Linked DNA regions of Homo sapiens: region 2 is linked to region 1. A link is a loop called in an ENCODE intact Hi-C map of the cell type or tissue named here. Cell type or tissue: Calu3. All regions are shown on one strand. Links, peaks and the distances in the headings refer to the core of each region. The heading gives the core; the rest is flanking DNA.

Region 1 (4,410 bases), core at 165-4,164:
TTAAGGTTTCTGGGCCTGCCAAGAAGTAACCATTTTTATCTGCTAGGAAGATAAAAAGGCTGTACTGTAAGGAACCCTTGAAACCAGGCATTCTCAAAAGTGGTATTTCAGTCAAAGACTTGGTAATATAAACAATGTTTCCAATTGTATCCTGCTATATAGAGAGAGCAGATTTTTACTGGACTTATGCAAATAACCATATTGTCATGAGAATAATCATGAACACTTTTGAATTTTGGTGGAATCAAAGAAGGAGAAAAAGCAATTCCTTCTATCTTTGTTTTCAGATGTATATTTTACCAAATTTCTGTAAAGTTCAAATAGTTTGAGAGAACAAAAATTTCTTACATTTGGAAAAAAAATTTAATAAAGAGTCAACAATGTTTTAAATGTCATAAAAACATTATCTTCACTAGTTGTCCAATCTCATGTAATTAATTTTTGTTCTGCTTGTTCTTGATTAGAAATTTTATGAACCCATCAGTTTCTTCATTAAAGTTTTGAAAAAAATTTATTTTGCCCATTGATCTTAAATATATTAGAAACCTATATTTAAGAGGACATACAAATACTTGTTAGTCTTTCCTTGAATCTGATTGCACATGCTTTCAGAGAAGAGTTCAAAATAATCACTGTGAGTGACAAAAACTTAGAATAGCCATGGTTAAAAATCTGGTGGAAGTTTATTATAATCAGCATTTGACAAGATAATTTAGTTATTTTTGTGGCATACAATATGGTAGCCACAATTATGATGGATAACATATTAGATTTCTAAGAGTTTTATCCAAATTTGGAATATGCATATTAATAACATACCCATAAGTGTAACTGAAACATCTAGATACTCTTATCAGATTGAATAAATTTAATTATAGTTTTCAGTTGCTGAGATTTTTATTAACCTGATTAATGAGTTTGAAGATTGATTCTATTACTTATAAAACTATATATAGTTATAAAAATTGTTCTGAAACTATAAATTTAGATATATTACATATTATAATATATATAAAACATTTATTAATGTAGAAAAATTATTTCGTTACAATGAAGATGGCCTCAATCACATTGTGTCATTCAAGAGACACTAATTTCATATATAAGTGCAGTATTCCAGGACAAAGAAAATCAAATGAGAAAAGGACAAAAGGCATTTTATGATCCTGCTGTCTGACAAATCAATTTGTAGTTGCCTACCTAATTATCAATGGTTTTTGTCAAATGCTATTGGAGAAAGATTTATGCTAATAGTGTTTCACTTTATCTTATGCTAGGACATTAATAAGTGGATCACTTTCTCTTTAGCTAAAACATTAGCTAAATCACATTGGGAAAATAAAACCCAGAAGCAGAAACTAATTGGAAACATTGCTTTTAGGTAATGAAGCACTTACATATCTGTTTTGAGGATTCATTAGTTTTAGTTTGGGGAAGTTTCTACATAACTCACCTGAAAATATGCATAATTGTCATTGAAATATATACTGCCAAAGTCATTGAATAAAGGGGGAACTTTGGCATTTTATTTCATTTCATTTTAATAAACACTCCATGAAAGTTTGGGCTACATTTCAGGCTCTAAAGATAAAAAAAAAATAGATGATCAAGGCTGTATCCTACTACTTAAGGAGCCTAGTAGGGGAGGAGAAACACAATTAAACCAACAACAACTCTACGAGGTGATAGGGCTATTAAAGACATTTACATAATGTGCTACAGAAACACCACGAGATCAAAATTGTACATTCTTTCTAGATAGGAGATATAGTTTATCGATAGTGTTTTAACACCTCTTTGTCTCTCTTTCCCATAGACTTAGTATTTTGAAGATAGATGCAAGAAGGGCCAAAGTATCCCCTCAGTAAACTAGAGAAAGTTGCAACTGCCCCTGTGGTTTGCTAAGAGGTTTGCATAAACCAAATGAAGAGCATTCTAGGCAGCTACAGAAGGGCTCAGTAGAGTATTTTCCTTTGGAGAACTTTCAGAAAGCATCATTATGGGTAGAGAGCTCTTCAGCAACAAGCAAGCACATTTGGGGTCAATAAGTGCAATTGTCATAGGTAAGAGAAACTGATATCTGAGAGGTAAAGCTGTTTTACCAATAATGAAAAGAAATGGATCAGTCTTATGGTTGTCCAGCGACAATTTTTCTTATTAATTAGAATAGGTTGTATCACATTCATTACAAACACAGAGACTATTTTAAGAGATGTTAAGATATTTTCCAGAAGCAGGACTAGCTACATAATTTGTTGAGCTCAGTGAAAACTAAAATGTGATGTTCCTTCTTCAAATATTATTAAGAATTCAGGATGGAAACAGCAGCACATTAATGCAAGCACAGGGTCCTATGTGACTACCTGGCAATCAGGCCTATGAAGCCAGCAGTGGCCAGAGGGCAGTATCGCTTTGTGTACTGTAGCAAGCTAAATATTTCTAGAATGAGAAACCATAGCTTTGAACTACAGCACATGCAGATCTGAGTTCTAGCTCTATCACATATTACCTACTGTATATTGAACAAGATGTAAAATTTTCTACTTCCTCATTGAAATATGGCCATGCAAATTAAAACTTCCACTTAATCTCCAATATTATATACAAATATACATGTAAATTTTCTTCTGCTGAATATACAAAAAACTGATTTTATTATTTAAAAAAGAATGTATCCAAAGTAGTGGCTTTCAAATATTGCTGCTGATTTTAGAAATATAATTTTATTAAAGTAAAACAATTTGTTCATTTTCAATTATTATTTTAATTTCCTTGGCCATTGATTTCACCACTCACCCCAGTTGTGCACTAAAGATTCACCGTTAAAAAGATTATTTTAAGATTGGATTTTAAAATATTTAAATAGCTGAGTGCAGTGGCTTATGCTTGTAATCCCAGTGACTTAGGAGGTAGCAGGATCCTGCGAGCCCAAGAGTTTGAGATTAGAGTCAGGTATGATTGCACCACTGTACTCCAGCCTGCATGACAGAGTGAGACCTCATCTCTAAAAATAAATGAATGAATAAAATACTTCAATAGAAGTCATCTATTGAAGATTTAGAACATAATATTCATGTGTGTTTTATAATCTCCACACAGAAAATCGTACTCTTCATTTCAGTATTTCATTATTACCTTTTGCTATTCAGAGAGAGACTCAATTAATTTATGTAATGCTTTACTATTTTAACAATATGTTACTTATATTTTGTCCTTTAATTATATGAAGAAAAGGAGTGCTGGAGCAGTCTCTCTGGGTGGCCCAGCAAATTTCTTCACCGTCTCCAAGTGCTAGAGAGCTGGCTTTTTCCAGCACATCGTTAGAAAACTTTCTCCAAACCTTAAAGTATCTATTCCCCTGAGAAACATCATTGCTATACTTACTCAATTAAAAATAGACAGCAGCAGAAGGCAGATGACCTCTGTCAGCACCCAGTCCCATGGTCTAAGCACATCTCTCCAGACTATTGCAAAGCCAGAGACGTGTGTTCCTGCTCACCCTTAGCCTGTGAGTTCCTACCTGCATTGTGTGATGTTTGCTGTTGTGTACCATTAGTAGAGGCAGGAGGCAGAGAAATTCTAGGCAGATAGGGGCAGATGTCCAGTGAAATCCCACATTCAAGCCAAAGTAGCCTGAAACCTGTGGCCCAAAATGAGAATTTCTATTCTTGTTTGCCTATTCTCTCCTGATTAGTATTTTCTGAATAATGTAGTTTTACCAATCGAATGTTGCCTTTTCCAAAACTACCTATGGCCTAACCCATTCCTATCCTTCACCTATAAAGACCCTAGACTTAGTCAGTAAAGGGAGAGAGGCAGCTTGACTTCAGCAAGATGGCTTGACTTTGGAGACAAGATGGCTGGACTTTGGCAATGAAGAGATGGCTTGATTTTGGGGAAGACACGGCTGAACTTCAGGGAGAGCTATCTGCCCTTCCATTCCCTCTGCAGCTCTCCTCTCCACTGAGAGCCATTCCCATTGCTCAATAAAATTATTCACGTTCAGCATCCTTCAAGTGTCCATGCGACCTCATTCTTCTTGGACACCAGGCAAGAGCTCAGGACCCACTGAGTGCAGGTACCCAAAAAAGGCTGTCACACTAGCCCTTTGCCCTCTCTGGTGGAGGGAAGCCGCCCCACATGATGAGGCAAGGGGCCAAATGAGCTGTTAACACATAGCCATCCATAACCAGCGGAACTAAAGGAGCATTGTATCACCTCTTCTGGGGCCTCAGGGTCACAGGCACCCCACCTGGGCACTGTTGCACAGAGCTTGCTCCTGCTGGCACCTGGAATGGCTGGCTCGATCCCTCACAAACCTGCTCATGTGCTGCCTCCTTCAAGGGGTTGAGCATAGTTGGCCAAGTAAGTGGGGCACCCCTGTTGTGAGCCTGATGAAAAGGCCAAGAA
Region 2 (4,410 bases), core at 260-4,259, 160 kb after region 1:
GCCAGGAATTTACTTTGTAGATAAGAGTTAGCATCGGGGCAGTTGAACCACTAGTATGAAAGCTCATTGCTTTGATCACAAGCATAATATAATTGTTTAGTTCTATTTTTAAATCTATGTTCAGTTTGAAAATTCATGAAATTTATTAATAGTGTCTAATATATGATGAATTCTTTCTTTAAAAAATATAGGAGTGTATTTTCCAGTTGATTATATTTCTTGATGCATTCCCATAAGAAAGGAAAAAGAATACATTTTGTCATTATATTATTGTTTCCTTTGTAAGTCATGTTCCCTGTCTTCCCCTGAAGGTGTGGTACCCACAGCCCCTGAACAGCCTGCAGGTGAAATGGAAAATCAAACAAAACCACCAGATCCAAGGCCTGATGCTCCTCCTGAATACAATTCTCATTTTTTACCAGGTGGGTTAAATATTCATAAAAGATATTCTCCTTTGCTAAAAACCATACTAATGATTAAAATTGCTTTTTAAGCGAACAAATTAATTGACTGATTTAATAAGTAAATAAATATTGGATGCCAATAGGGTGCCACATAGTTTACTATATGTCAGTTAGAATATATTCCTGTAGCCATAGGATTTACAGGCTTTTAGATGGAAGTTGTGCAAATATTGATGACATTCTCTCCATTCTATATGGAGATATGAAGAGAGTGTTGTAAGGACACAGAAGACAGTATTTGACATTGCCAGGGATTTGAGGAAAGCCCTGACTAAGGAGGTCAAGTTTTGCTGTCATGATAAAAATTTCACAAGCAAAGAAAAGGGGGAAAGGACTATCCTTAGCAGAAAGAATCATATGTCCGTAAGTACAGGGTCATGAAAATCTGGTATGAGGCATGCATGAGACACATGGAAGATGTGCAGAGAAATGGAAGTGAATGGCCATGGGTGCTGATTAAGGAGCTTATCTTTCTGGCAAATATTTTTGTAAGTCTGAGTGCACTACTGGTGATGTCTTGGGAGAATGAATACTTTATACAGTGCTAGTGTGAATTTGAGATATTATGATTGTTAGAAAACAATTTGGCCAAGTTTAAAATTTTAAAAATTAAAAGTGCCCTTACTTTTGGCCAAGGAAATAGTTAGTATTGTCTTTAAACACATTTTAATGACTTACATAATGATGTAGACACTGTAGTAATATTTTTTTAAAATACATATTTAAGCGTATATTTAGAAGTAGAAACCATTGTGTTATGCTCTGAAGGGGGAAAAGAAACCCTGCTATGTACAAGATAATGGCACAAGATAATGGCAAAAGTTTTTTTTTTGAGATGGAGTTTCAGTCTTGTTGCCCAGGCTGGAGTGCAATGGTGCGATCTTGGCTCACCACAACCTCCACCTCCCAGGTTCAAGTGATTCTCCTGCATCAGCTTTCGGAGTAGCTGGGATCACAGGCATGCACCACCACGCCCGGCTAATTTTTGTTTTTTATTTTTTGTTCTTTGTTTTTTGTTTGTAGAGACAAGGTTTTTCCATGTTGGTCAGGCTGGTCTCGAAGTCCCGACCTCAGGTGATCCACCTGCCTCAGTGTCCCAAAGTGCTGGGATTACAGGTGTGAGCCACCGTGCCCGGCCAAAGGTTTTTTTTGGCTCTAGGCATATGATCCATACAGCTCAGGTGGCTTCTGCACCTACAGTGTTTTCTGAAAGCATCAGGATTTCCTTTTTTCTCTTCCTAATGTGTATGTGTGTTATGAGGATAAAATGCATTATAACATACTGCATTAATAGCGCAACCTTTCCTAAATCCAAGGTATTAAAAATTAAATTATTAAATTATAATCATGCTTTATCTATCGTTTCTCTATATGTCACTTCAGTGACTTCCAACATGATATACAAGATCTATCTTATATTTACCAATTACTCTATATCCAAAAACCTAGACCCTACTAGAACAGAAACTTCACCATTTCTGAGAAAAACCTTGGTTATACATCATGTTCTCATCTGATAAAGCGTATGTCTATTCTTCTGTATATCAATAATTCAGCAAGAGAGTAGGCTACATCCTTCAAATTAAATGACAAGGTAAGTTGTAAAAATATTATAGTGCAGACCACACAACTAATGAATTTTCAGTTATAAAATATAGCAAAATTTCGCTCTGATCGCCACCTGGTGGCTGGACTATAAACTTACGAAGACTGACAAAAATTGTCTCTGTGACTCAAATTAAGAATCTTGAAATCTGTACTTGAATTATGTAGTGTTAATGAATTTATCCCAATTTCTTTACATAATTCCAATTTGCATTATGGTGTTGGATATGTGTTCCCACAAAAATAATTTTATCCACTATTCTTGTTTAAGAGAATAAAGAAACCTTTGTTATATTTAGTATATTTAAAGAGAAAATGGCATGATTTCCTGATGTTCAAAATAACTAAAAAAACTCAAATCCTATCAGACAGTGTGTCTTACACCAGTATTGGTAGGACAACGCTCCGTAACAGAGGTCTTTATTTACGTAAGTCTGAGATGCTATAGTTACACAAAGTTAAACATATTTTGTTTTGTTTTGCTTTGTTTTCCTGCAGAAGCAATCAGAACTCTTATGAAAACTTCAAAGCTTAGAAGAAAGTATAATATACCAATTTCCCACATATAATTTCATCATATGTTTTCCTTCTTTTATCTCTGGATAATACATACTTATAACAAAAATTGTTCAATTACATAAATATGTATTTAATTTTAAAATAAATATAAATTTAATTTTAAAAAATATAATCTCTATACGAATAGCCTCAAAATCTAAATGGCAATTTTTTTCTGATTTATTGATCTTCAAATTTTATAACATGAGGTGCTTTTATATTAAAAGTACATGGTAAATTAATCATTAACTCATTGAAGTGATATAATGATTAATATTCTTGAGATAATTCATATGATTTTTAGTTACATTGTTATTTTTAATAATAGTTAAAAAAAGAAGGTATGGATATCTGATTTCTAGTCCAATTCGGGTACTCTTAAATACAATTCTTAAAGGAATTAAAGTATATTCTTCATAACAAACTTAAATACATACTTACCTTCACTTTTTTCCAAATACGTTATACTTTTTTTCTCACTTAACTCTCATTTGACATTGTTTCCTGTTACCATTATTTTCCCTTTAGTCTGCTTACTGTCAGTTTCTGTCAAAAACTGTGTCCCTACTCTTAAAAAGTGCTGTTCTCAAAATTATTTGGTCTACTCCCCTGGTTTTCCCTGCCCTTCCCCATCTCCTTCTCTCTCCTCTCCCAGTCACCCTTCCTTTTACACACTCTTCTAAGTGATCTTGTTAATACTGAAGGTTTCCTTTTCCTTCATCACTTATGAAATACATATCCACAGATCATGTCAGTCTGATAGTCTCTAAACTTGCACTTCCAACCACCTATAGACTGCTTCTCATGAAAGACCATTGAATCTCAAACTCAATGATCACCAGCCCAACTTTGTTATCTTGCTTCTAAACTCTATTTTCTTTCTCCATTCTTCCCATACACTGGAGGCCTGTAGGATCCCAAGCCAGAAACTTGAGAATCTTTTCTCATATCCAGTCCACTTCAAAGTCAATGTTGTATCTTAAATGTCAATTACCATTTCTCCACTCTCTGCTCCTTTCACCAAAATCAGCCTTCCTTGCCTTCTAGCCAGACCCTTGCAAGTACTTCCTGCCTAATCTGACCTCATATATAAAGAATTCTAAATGTAAAATGAATCACTTTACTTTCCATTTGATTGGCATAAAGTTCAAGGTCTTTCATAATCTTCATCCTATCTTTCTAGCCTTGTCTGCTAAATCTCCACACACAGCAGTTCGTCCTGCAGTAGTGAGCCTCCTCTATGCACCTGCCTGTTCTTGTCCGTTTGCCTGTAAAACCTTTCCCCATCATGGAGATGCTGGCTAGGTCTAGTGTGTTAGCATCTATATCGTAGTATACCTTCTCTGCATAGGTTAGGTACCCCTCCTGTCTAATCCCTTAACATGCTATGCATCTACCTATGATTATGTCAATTACTTGCTTCGTGACAACCATTCACCTTTTCTTATACATCTTTGTAGCCTCCACAGAACTTGCTGCCCTTGGAGACAGGCATGCATTTGAATGTCTTTCTGTCTTATATTTCTAGCAGCAAGCACAGAAGCTGGTCCTTGAAATGGGCTTGAGGAATATTTCATAGATAAAAGAATCTTTGATTTATCTCATGGCCTTGTTTTCAGATAGTATTAGGAGAATTTCATGATTCATGACTATTATGAGTGGCATTTTTATGAGTAACCAAAATGTCTTAGACTTCATCACCTTCAAAGGCGACTGGCTTTTGCATTATTGGTTGACCCCAGACCACTGCATTGTCCCATGATGTCCCATGGAGGTGAAAGGG

The links. A loop is a pair of places that touch in the nucleus more often than their neighbours do. Peaks named below come from ENCODE experiments on the same cell type or tissue, not always from the same donor. Only the 100,000 strongest peaks of a DNase experiment are listed, where the experiment ranks them.
Region 2: a loop joins it to region 1, with 2.5 times the contacts of the local background. A loop is called at or near these places in 4 of 110 quality-filtered maps.

Annotation. Positions count from the first base shown.
Region 1 is chr3:146,380,570-146,384,979 of GRCh38, reverse strand. No RefSeq gene overlaps it. Among named protein-coding and RNA genes, the nearest start is that of PLSCR2, 87 kb to the left of the region's middle. In Calu3, for the core only: no CTCF peak of the experiment used is centred there; a DNase peak (open chromatin) is centred at 2,389.
Region 2 is chr3:146,216,827-146,221,236 of GRCh38, reverse strand. PLSCR4 (phospholipid scramblase 4) reads left to right here. Exons shown (of 9, transcript NM_020353.3): 3 at 312-422. Among named protein-coding and RNA genes, the nearest start is that of PLSCR4, 32 kb to the left of the region's middle. In Calu3, for the core only: a CTCF peak has its summit at 2,136 (motif pointing left); a DNase peak (open chromatin) is centred at 2,146.